2 separate regions of the Homo sapiens genome follow, and region 2 is linked to region 1. Evidence: chromatin contacts called from ENCODE Hi-C or POLR2A ChIA-PET data. All regions are on one chromosome and are shown on one strand. The core of a region is the stretch at or near the end of the contact, and the rest is flanking DNA. Distances in the headings are between cores, read along the strand shown. Region 1 holds the start of GPR42 (G protein-coupled receptor 42). Region 2 holds the start of LINC01531 (long intergenic non-protein coding RNA 1531).

What was found. A loop is a pair of places that touch in the nucleus more often than their neighbours do. ChIA-PET counts read pairs that join two places held with the same protein, here RNA polymerase II (POLR2A). Pooled maps may share reads with other maps.
Region 2: a map with no recorded cell type shows a loop between it and region 1 (2.6-fold over the local background). The contact joins the promoter of LINC01531 here to the promoter of GPR42 in region 1. A Hi-C loop is called at or near these places in 1 of 168 maps with a recorded cell type or tissue (GM12878), 25 of 37 single-sample maps with no recorded cell type and 12 of 50 pooled maps. POLR2A ChIA-PET finds 5 or more read pairs at or near these places in 3 of 52 experiments (GM12878, MCF 10A and WTC11).

What each region holds. Positions count from the first base shown.
Region 1 is chr19:35,368,507-35,372,865 of GRCh38, reverse strand. It overlaps GPR42 (G protein-coupled receptor 42), which reads right to left and starts at 1,798. Exons shown (of 2, transcript NM_001348195.2): 1 at 1,748-1,798; 2 at 1-1,517. The coding sequence starts at 1,506. The coding sequence ends at 466.
Region 2 is chr19:35,403,332-35,407,874 of GRCh38, reverse strand. It overlaps LINC01531 (long intergenic non-protein coding RNA 1531), which reads right to left and starts at 2,268. Exons shown (of 5, transcript NR_040046.1): 1 at 2,194-2,268; 2 at 1-1,290.

The DNA of each region.
Region 1 (4,359 bases), core at 549-3,048:
TTTCTGGAAAAGGCACTGTGGGAGCAGAATGCGGCCTCATCCCTGGAGCCCTGTCTCCCCCGCTCCTGACTCGCTGGCTGGGAGCAGCTCTGAGGATGGGGTTCTCCCCTCTCCTGCCCCTGCCACTCACTGGGCAGCCCCCTCAGACCTGGGCACTGCTCTTAGCTCCTCTGCCACCCTCAAGAAAACACAGGAGCTGCCTGCTGCTATGAGGACCTCATTGTTCTCCAGAGCAGCCTCTCACCCTGACCCCTTCCCAGAGCCCAATCCATAGTGTGTGGGTGGATGGGGATGGAGGTGAGATCGAGAGCTGGGCTTTAGCGCGCATACCCTTAGGGAGGCTAGATGTCTACTCTGCCCCCAAGCCCCATCGGGCCCCAGCTCGCCACTCCAAGTCCCTCCTGGCGTGAGCGAGGAAGCGCCCTGAGGATGACACGCCAGCTACACCCTCCTCCCCCGGAGGACCTAGTTTTCAGCACAGGCCACCTGGCCACCAGTTCCACAGCCCTGTGAGTGTTCACTGGTCTTTCTTTCAGCTGGTCGGTCCGCTCTCTGCTCCTCCCCTCCCTTCTGCTCCTTCAGCTCCATGCTGCTCTCCTGCTGCCACTGGCCCCAGAGCCCACACAACCTCCTCAGCAGCTCATGAAAGTCGGCTTGGAACCCGGAGGAGGAGAAGTAGTAGACAAAGGGGTCGACACAGGAGTTCAGGGTGCTGAGAAGCGTCACGTAGATCCTCCACACCGGGCTTTCACCGCAGATATAGCCCACGACATGGGACACGTTGTAGGGCCCAAAGCAGACAAGGAAGTTGAGCAGCGTGGCCGCCACCAGCCCCGCCACCCTCCTCTGCCGGCGGTGGCTGCCCCCTCTGCCGAGGATCCACACCAGGCGGCTGTAGCAGTAGCTGGTGATGATCAGCGGGACCACAAAGAGGACCACAGCCATCTCCAGCCGCACGGGCAGGAGGATGGCTAGCTGGTCCTTCCAGAACTCCAGGTAGCAGGTCCCATTGGTGCCCTGGCTGTGGGAGATGTCCCCTGAGAATTCTATGACGTAGACCACGCTGCAGTGAGCAGAGGCCAACAGCCAGCAGGCCACACTCACCAGACCTGCCTGCCCCAGCCTCGGCCGGGTCTTGTACCACAGTGGGTGGGCCACACTCAGGAAGCGTTCAATGCTCACAGCTGCCAGGAAGAGGGCGGTGAGATAGATGGTGGTGAAGAAGATGAATCCAGAGAGTGGGCAGAGGATGAAGGGCAGGGGCCAGTGCATGCCATTGGCTGCCTCCACCATGCGGAAAGGCAGGAACAGCAGCAGGAGCAGGTCCGAGGCGGTCAGGTTGAGCAGGAGCACGTCCACGGCCACCGGGCGGCACCGCAGCTTGCCCACGAAGACCACCAGGGCCAGCAGGTTGAGGGGGAGCCCCACCAGGAAAGTGAGAAGGTACACCGAGAAGACGAACCAGTGATTGCCGGAGAAGTAGGACTGGTCGGGGCCTGTATCCATGGTGGTGGCCACTGGTGAGAGAGAGTAACATGGAGTTGGTAGTGGGGGCCCTAACGGCCTCTGGCCAGCAGCATCTCCCCTAAAAGGGCACGAGGTCACTACGCCCACCCCTCTTGTCTCTGGGTGCCTTCCAGGCGGGGTCAGCCTGCCTGTCTTCCTGAGCATGCCCTGTCCCCTGTCCCTTCCCCAGCAGAGAAGCACCAAGGTGCTCCTCCACCCAGCCCCTCGGGCCCAGGCTCACCTGCTTCTTTGAGACCCCAAATGCTCTGCCGCACAGCACCTTGCTGTCTCTCCAGACCTAGTGCAGTTGGCTATTTATCCGGCAGAACTGATAAAGACCTGGCCGTGCCCATGACATCACTCACTGTTGAGCAGTGGCACAAAGATGCCTTGAGCTCCGTTGCCAGGGCTGGTCAGTATGCAAAAAGGGGAACAAATTCCACAACTGCGTGCCTCCCTCCTTGCGCAGCCTCAGCTGGGATGCTCCAAACAGGCCCCAGCTGACGTCTTCTTCCCCTCCCCTCTCTTCCACTTGAATTTTGTCTGATTCTCTAGAATGGCACTTATCCAGTTTGCCTTTTAAGGGCACAAAGCATGAGCCAGTGACAGACTGGACTCCGTGAGGTCTGTTCCTTCCTGACTTTGTGATGTGGGGGAAGAGATGTGTCTCTTCTTCCTCCCCTACAGAACAGGGATTGTCATAGTACCTGTACCATATTTCAAAGCATGAACACATGCAGATTAAAACATATATACAGGTAGATTAAAATGTTAATAATATAGGTCAATTGCTTTTTGAAAATATTTATTTTAGATTCGGGAGCACATGTGCAGGTTTGTTACATGGGTATATTGCATAATACTGAGGTTTGGGCTTCTATTGAACCCATTACCAAAATTGTGAACATAGTACCCAATAGGCAGTTTTCCCACCCTTGTCCTCCGCCCTCCCTCCCCCACTTTGGAGTCCCCACTGTCTATGGTTTCCATCTTTAATGTTTGCGTGTACCCATTGTTTACCTCCCACTTAAAAGTGAGAACATACAGCATTTGATTTTCTGTTTCTGTGTTAATTCACTTAGGATCATTCACTTAGGCCTCCAGCTGCATTTATGTTGCAGCAAAGGACATGATTTCATTCTTTTTTATAGCTGCATAGTATTTCGTGATGTGTATGTACCATTTTTTCTTTATCTAGTCCACCATTGATGGGCACCTAAGTTGATTCCATCACTTTGCCATTGTGAATAGTGCTGTGACAAACATACACATGCAGGTGTCTTTTTGGTAGAATGATTCCATTTTATGAAAAATGACATTGATAATTTGGTAGGAATTGGGTGGAATCTGTAGATTGCTTTGAGCAGTATGGACATTTTAATGATATTGATTCTTCTAATCCATGAACATGGAATGTTTTTCATTTATTTGTGTTTTTTAGTTCTCCTTGTAGAGATCTTTCACTTTCACTTCCTTGGTTAGATGTATTCCTAGGTATTTTATTTTTGTGTGTGGCTATTGTAATTGGGATTCTGTTCTTTATTTGGCTCACAGCTTGACAATTGTTGGTATATAGTAATGCTACTGATTTTTATACACTGATTTTGCATCCTGAAACTGCCAGTCATTTATCAGGTCTAGGAGTATTTTGGAGGAATCTGTAGGGTTTTCTAGGTATAGAATCATATCATCAGTGAACAGAGATAATTTGACTTCCCCTTTCTATTTGGATGCCTTTTATTCCTTTTTCTTGCCTGATTGCTCTGGCTAGGACTTCCACTACTATGTTGAATAGGAGTAGTGGGAGTAGGCATCCCTGTCTTTTTCCATTTCTTAGGGGGAATGCTTCCAACGTTTGCCCATTCAGTATGATGTTGGCTGTGAGTTTGTCCTGGATGGCTCTTATTATTTTGAGGTGTGTTCCTTCGATGTTTAGTTTTTTGAGGGTTTTTATCATGAAGGGATGTTGGATTTTATTATATGTTTTTTTCTGCATCTATTGAGATGATCATATAATTTTTGTTTTTAATTTTATGTGGTGAGTCACATTTATTGATTTGCATATATTGAAACATCTTTGCATCCCAGGAATAAAGCCCACTTGATCATGCTGAATTATGATTTTGTCATGCTGCTGGATTTGGTTTGCTAGTATTTTATTGAGGATTTTTGGATCTATGTTCATCGGGCTATTGGCCTACAGTTTTCTTTTTTCACTGTGTCCTGCCAGATTACGATATCAGAATCAGACTGTTTTTGTAGAATGAGTAGGGAATCTCTCCTCCTCAATTTTCTGGTAAAGTTTCAGTAGGATTGGTACCATCTCTTCTTTGCAGGTCTGGTAGAGTTTGGCTGTGAATCCATCTGGTCAAGGGCTTTTTAAAGGTGGTAGATATTTTATTACTGATTCAATTTTGTAACTCATTATTGGTCTGCTCAGAGTTTCAATTTCTTTCTGGTTCAATCTTGGTTGTATGTTTCCAGAAATTTATTTGTTTCCTCTAGATTTTCTGATTCATGTGAATATAGATGTTCATCGCAGTCTCTGAGGATCTTTTGTATTTCTGTGGAATTAGTTGTAATCTTGTCTGTGTTATTTCTGATTGTGCTTTTTTGGAGGTTTTTTTTTTTCCTTTGTTAATCTAGCTTGCAGCCTATAAATCTTGTTTATTCTTTCAAAGAACCAATTTTTCATTTCATTGATCCTTTGAATGGCTTATTTGTCACAATTTCGTTTAGCTCTACTCTGATTTTAGTTATTTCTTTTCTTCTGCTAGCTTTGGATTTAGTTTGCTCTTGTTTTTCTAGTTCCTTCAGGTGTAATGTTAGGTTATTAATTTGAGATCTTTCTAA
Region 2 (4,543 bases), core at 1,019-3,518, 35 kb before region 1:
TGCCAGTGGCAGAAGGTGGTGACCGCCATGGGGGTGAAGAAGAGCTCCAAGCACAGCTCCAGCTGCAGCACCACGGCCAGCTGCTCTTGGGGGACGTTCTCATAGCAGATACGGAGCCCTCTGGCATATCTCATCATCTTCTTGGTAAAAACTAGACAATGAGCCAGGCATGGTGGCTCATGCCTCCCAGCACTTTGGGAGGCTGAGGCAGGCAGATCACTTTAGGTCAGGAGTTCGAGACCAACCTGGCTAACATGGTGAAACCCCGACTCTACTAAAAATACAAAAATTAGTAGGGAGTGGTGGCACATGCCTGTAGTCTCAGCTACTCGGGAGGCTGAGGTAGGAGAATCACTTGAACCTGGGAAGCAGAGGTTGCAGTGAGCCAAGATAGCACCACTGCACTCCAGCCTGGACGACACAGCAAGACTCCATCTCAAGAAAAAAAAAAAAGAAAGAGTAAGCTTAAATCTCCTCGAAGTGATCATTGAAAGGTAAACATTTAAAATAAAACTTGTGGCTGGGAGCAGTGGCTCACACCTGTAATCCCAACACTTTGGGAAGCCAAGACAGGAGGATTGCTTGAGTCAAGGAGTTCAAGACCAGCCTGGGCAACACAGTGAGAGCCTTTCTCTACAAAACGTTAAGAAATTAGCTGGGCATGGCGGTGTGCACCTGTAGTCCTCGTTACTCTGGAGGCTGAGGCAGGAGGATCACTTGAGCCCAGGGGCTTCAAGGTTACAGTGAACCATGGTGGCACCACTGCAAACCAGCCTGGGCGACAGAACAAGACCCTGTCTCAAAAAAAAAAAAGTTTAAAAATGAATAAAATAATGAGGCCTTAACCTATGACAGATAGCATATCACCTGCTGGCCCATCTGTACATCTCATTCTGCATTCGAGAACTTCAGAAGTAGAGGACCAGATGAATGGGAGTGGCCCTGCCGCCACGGGGCTGAGCTCCACCGCTTTTGTCCTGCTCCTCCTCGCCAGGCCCTGACCATCTCTCCACTGACTTGTCCTGGCCCCTTTTCCATTTCTGTGGCCTCTTCCCTCTCCTCCTTGGAGAGTAGCCTGTCCTCTGCTCCCTGCATGCTCTCCTTCCATCCCGTCTCTTCCTGGGGTTATGATCCCAGCAACCTCTTCCCTGAGCCCAGGCGAGGTCAGGTCCCTTGCCTTTTCCTGCAGGTAGATGGGTGGGTTTTCAAAGATGTCTGGTTTCAGAAGCCGGTGGCATCTTGTCTAACTGGACCACCTTTTCCTTTTCCACCAACGGCAGGCTTTTATACCTGGAAGAGTCATGTGGTCAAAAAGAGGAAAGTCAGTGGTTGAGCTCTTTCTAAAGCAGCTTGACCTTCTGGGTCTCCCACCAGATTTTGTCCCCAACAGACTTATTTCACCCAGAGTCCAATTTTTTTTTTTTTGAGGCAGAGTCTTGCTCTATCACCCAGGCTGGAGTTTAGTGGTGCGATCTCAGCTCACTGCAACCTCTGCCTCCCTAGTTCAAGTGATTCTCCTACCCCAGCCTTCCAAGTAGTGGGATTACAGGTGTGCAACACCACGCCCGACTAATTTTTGTATTTTTTGTAGACAGGGTTTCACCATGTTGGCCAGGCTAGTCTCGAACTCCGAACCTCAAGTGATCCGCCTGCCTTGCCTCCCAAAGTGCTGGGATTACAGGCGTGAGCCACTGTGCTCAGCCCAGAATCCAAATTTGAACAGTTTTTTCAGGCTTCCTCCTCCCCCTACATTCCAAGAGGTTGAATTCTGTTTCCTTCCCATGGGCAATTATCCCACACGACTACACGCACATCCATCTCTCACTTCCGCTTTTTCTTTCTTTCTTTCTTATTTTGTTGTTGTTGTTTTGAGACAGGGTCCCACTCTGTTGCCCAGGCTAGAGTTCAGTGGTGCAATCGCGGCCCACTGCAGCCTTCACCTTTCGGGCTCAAGTGATCCTCACACCTCAGCCTCCCGAGAAGCTGGGCCACAGGTGCACGCCACTGCATCTGGCTAATTTTTTGTATTTTTGGCAGAGACGGGGTTTCACCATGTTACCAAGAGTTGTCGAACTCTTGAGCTCAGGCAGTCCACCCGCTTTGGCCTCCCAAAGTGCTAGGATTACAAGTGTGAGCCACCATGCCCAGCCCCAAGTTTGTTTTTAGAAAAAAAAACCTAGCATTGTCCCTTGCCTATAACAGACACTCAAATCCTTGTGGAATGTAAGGATGGAGGTTGGATGTGCCTGTGAATACTTGCTAGCTGATGACACAAGCAAAGAATGTGTCAGAACCTGCGCCTTTTGTCTCCTGTCCTTTATCTGCATTCTGTTGCCCGGGTTACTGGTATGGGGACATCTTTGGTGCTGAGGTCTAGGTTCCAATGAGTCAAAGGGAGAATTCAAACTAAGTTGTCTGGCAGCACCCCAAGACTGTGCTGACCTCACACACAGCTGTATCACGGGAGTGGGCAGTGCATCATCTCAAATCCAACTCAACTGAGCAATGGTTCGGGCTGAGTCACACCATGTATGAATCGGGGGGCGGGGGTATGTGGCTCCTCTCCAACAAGCCACACTGTCTGCTTCCCTGTCACAAAACACATGGAGCCGTTACTCTGTGTGAGGTACTGTTCTAGGAGCTGGAGACAAGAGTGAACAGGATGAACAGAAAACAAGTAGACAAACCAACAAGGCAATTTTACAGGAAGAAAGGAAGTAGGCCAGGCAAGGTGGCTCACGTCTGTGATCTCAACGCTTTGGGAGGCCCAGGCAGGAGGACTGCTTGAGGCCAGGAGTTCAAAACCAGCCTGGTCAACATAGCGATACCCCGTCTCTACAAAAAGTGAGATAAAAAGTCAGGCATGGTGGCTCACACCTATAATCCCAGCTACTTAGGAGGCTGAGGCAGGAGGAGGATTGCTTAAGGCTGGGTGTTTGAGACCAGCCTGGGCAACATAGTGAGATCCCCTGTCTCTACAAAAAAGGATAAAAATAAAAAATTAGCCAGGCATGGTGGTGCACACCTGTAGTCCTAGATACTCAGGAGGCTGAGGCGGGAGGATCACTTGAGCCTAGGAGTTGGAAATTAAAATGAACTATGATGGCACCACTCCAATCCAGTGGTCCTGTCTGGGGGAAAAAAAAGGGAAAGAAAATAAATCGGCTAGGCGTGGTGGGGTTCATGCCTGTAACCCCAGCACTTTGGGAAGCTGAGGCGGGCACATCACTTGAGGTCAGGAGTTTGAGACCAGCCTGGCCAACATGGTGAAACTCTGTCTCTACTAAAAATACAAAAATTAGCCAGGTATGGTGGCGGGCACTGGTAATCCCAGCTACTCAGGAGACTGGGGCAGGAGAATCACCTTAACCTGGGAGGCAGAGATTGCAGTCAGCCGAGATCATGCCACTGCACTCCAGCCTGGGCGACAGAGGAAGACTCTGCCTCAAAAAAAAAAAAAAAAAAGGACCAAAAATCAAACAACAACAACAACAACAACAAAAAGCAAGCAGGGAAATTGAGAGAGAGAGAGAGAGAGATGGGCAGGGCCTGTCAGGAAAGGCCTGGGACATTTGAATGGGTGAGAAGGAGCCACTATCTGAAGAGCGTTCCAGGTAGGGGCACCAGCGGGAACTTAGCCTGAACCATGGCTCGGTTGAGTTGGACTTGAGATGTCGCACCGCCCACTCCCATGATGCAGCTGTACGTGAGGTCAACACAGCCTTGGGATGCTGCAAAACAGCTTAGTCTGAATTCTCCTTTTTTTTTTTTTTTTGAGACAGAGTCTCACTCTGTTGCCCAGGCTGGAGTGCAGAGGCGATCTCGGCTCACTGCAACCTCCATTCTCCTGGGTTCACGCCATTCTCCTGACTCAGCCTCCTGAGTAGCTGGGATTACAGGCACTCACCACCACACCTGGCTAATTTTTGTATTTTTAGTAGAGATGAGGTTTCACCATATTGGTCAGGCTGGTCTCGAACTCCTGAGCTCAGGTGATCAACCCACCTTGGCCTCCCAAAGTGTTGGAATTACAGGCGTGAGCCACTGTGCCCGGCCTGAATTCTCCCTTTGACCTCATGGAACCTAGGCCTCAGCACCAAGGATGTCTGAAGCTCTGAAGCTCTGAGGTGGGAGGAGGCTGGAGGAGGGGCCCTGGCTGCTCTGCCTGCAGCCACAGGGAGAGTGCACTGGAGCCAGCTGTAAAGTGCTGACTTTAGTTAGGAGCTGTTTGCCCTCAGCTGATGGTTACCTCATCCGTTGATCATATCGTCCTCTCCTGATCTGTGATACGTTCTGATAAGCTGCTGCAGCCAGTCAGAAACTGACAGCCCCCTTCTGGTTCCATGCCCTTGTGGTATCTTGACAACAGAAACCCACATTGAGCCACACTGTCCTTGTCAGCATCCCGCAATGACAGATAGGGTAAAGGTCAGATATGGGGCACCCAAAACAGAATGGGAAGCATTTTAAGATGAAAGGGGGCCAGATGTGGTGGCTCATGCTGGAAATCCCAGCACTTTGGGAGGCTAAAGCAGAAGGATTG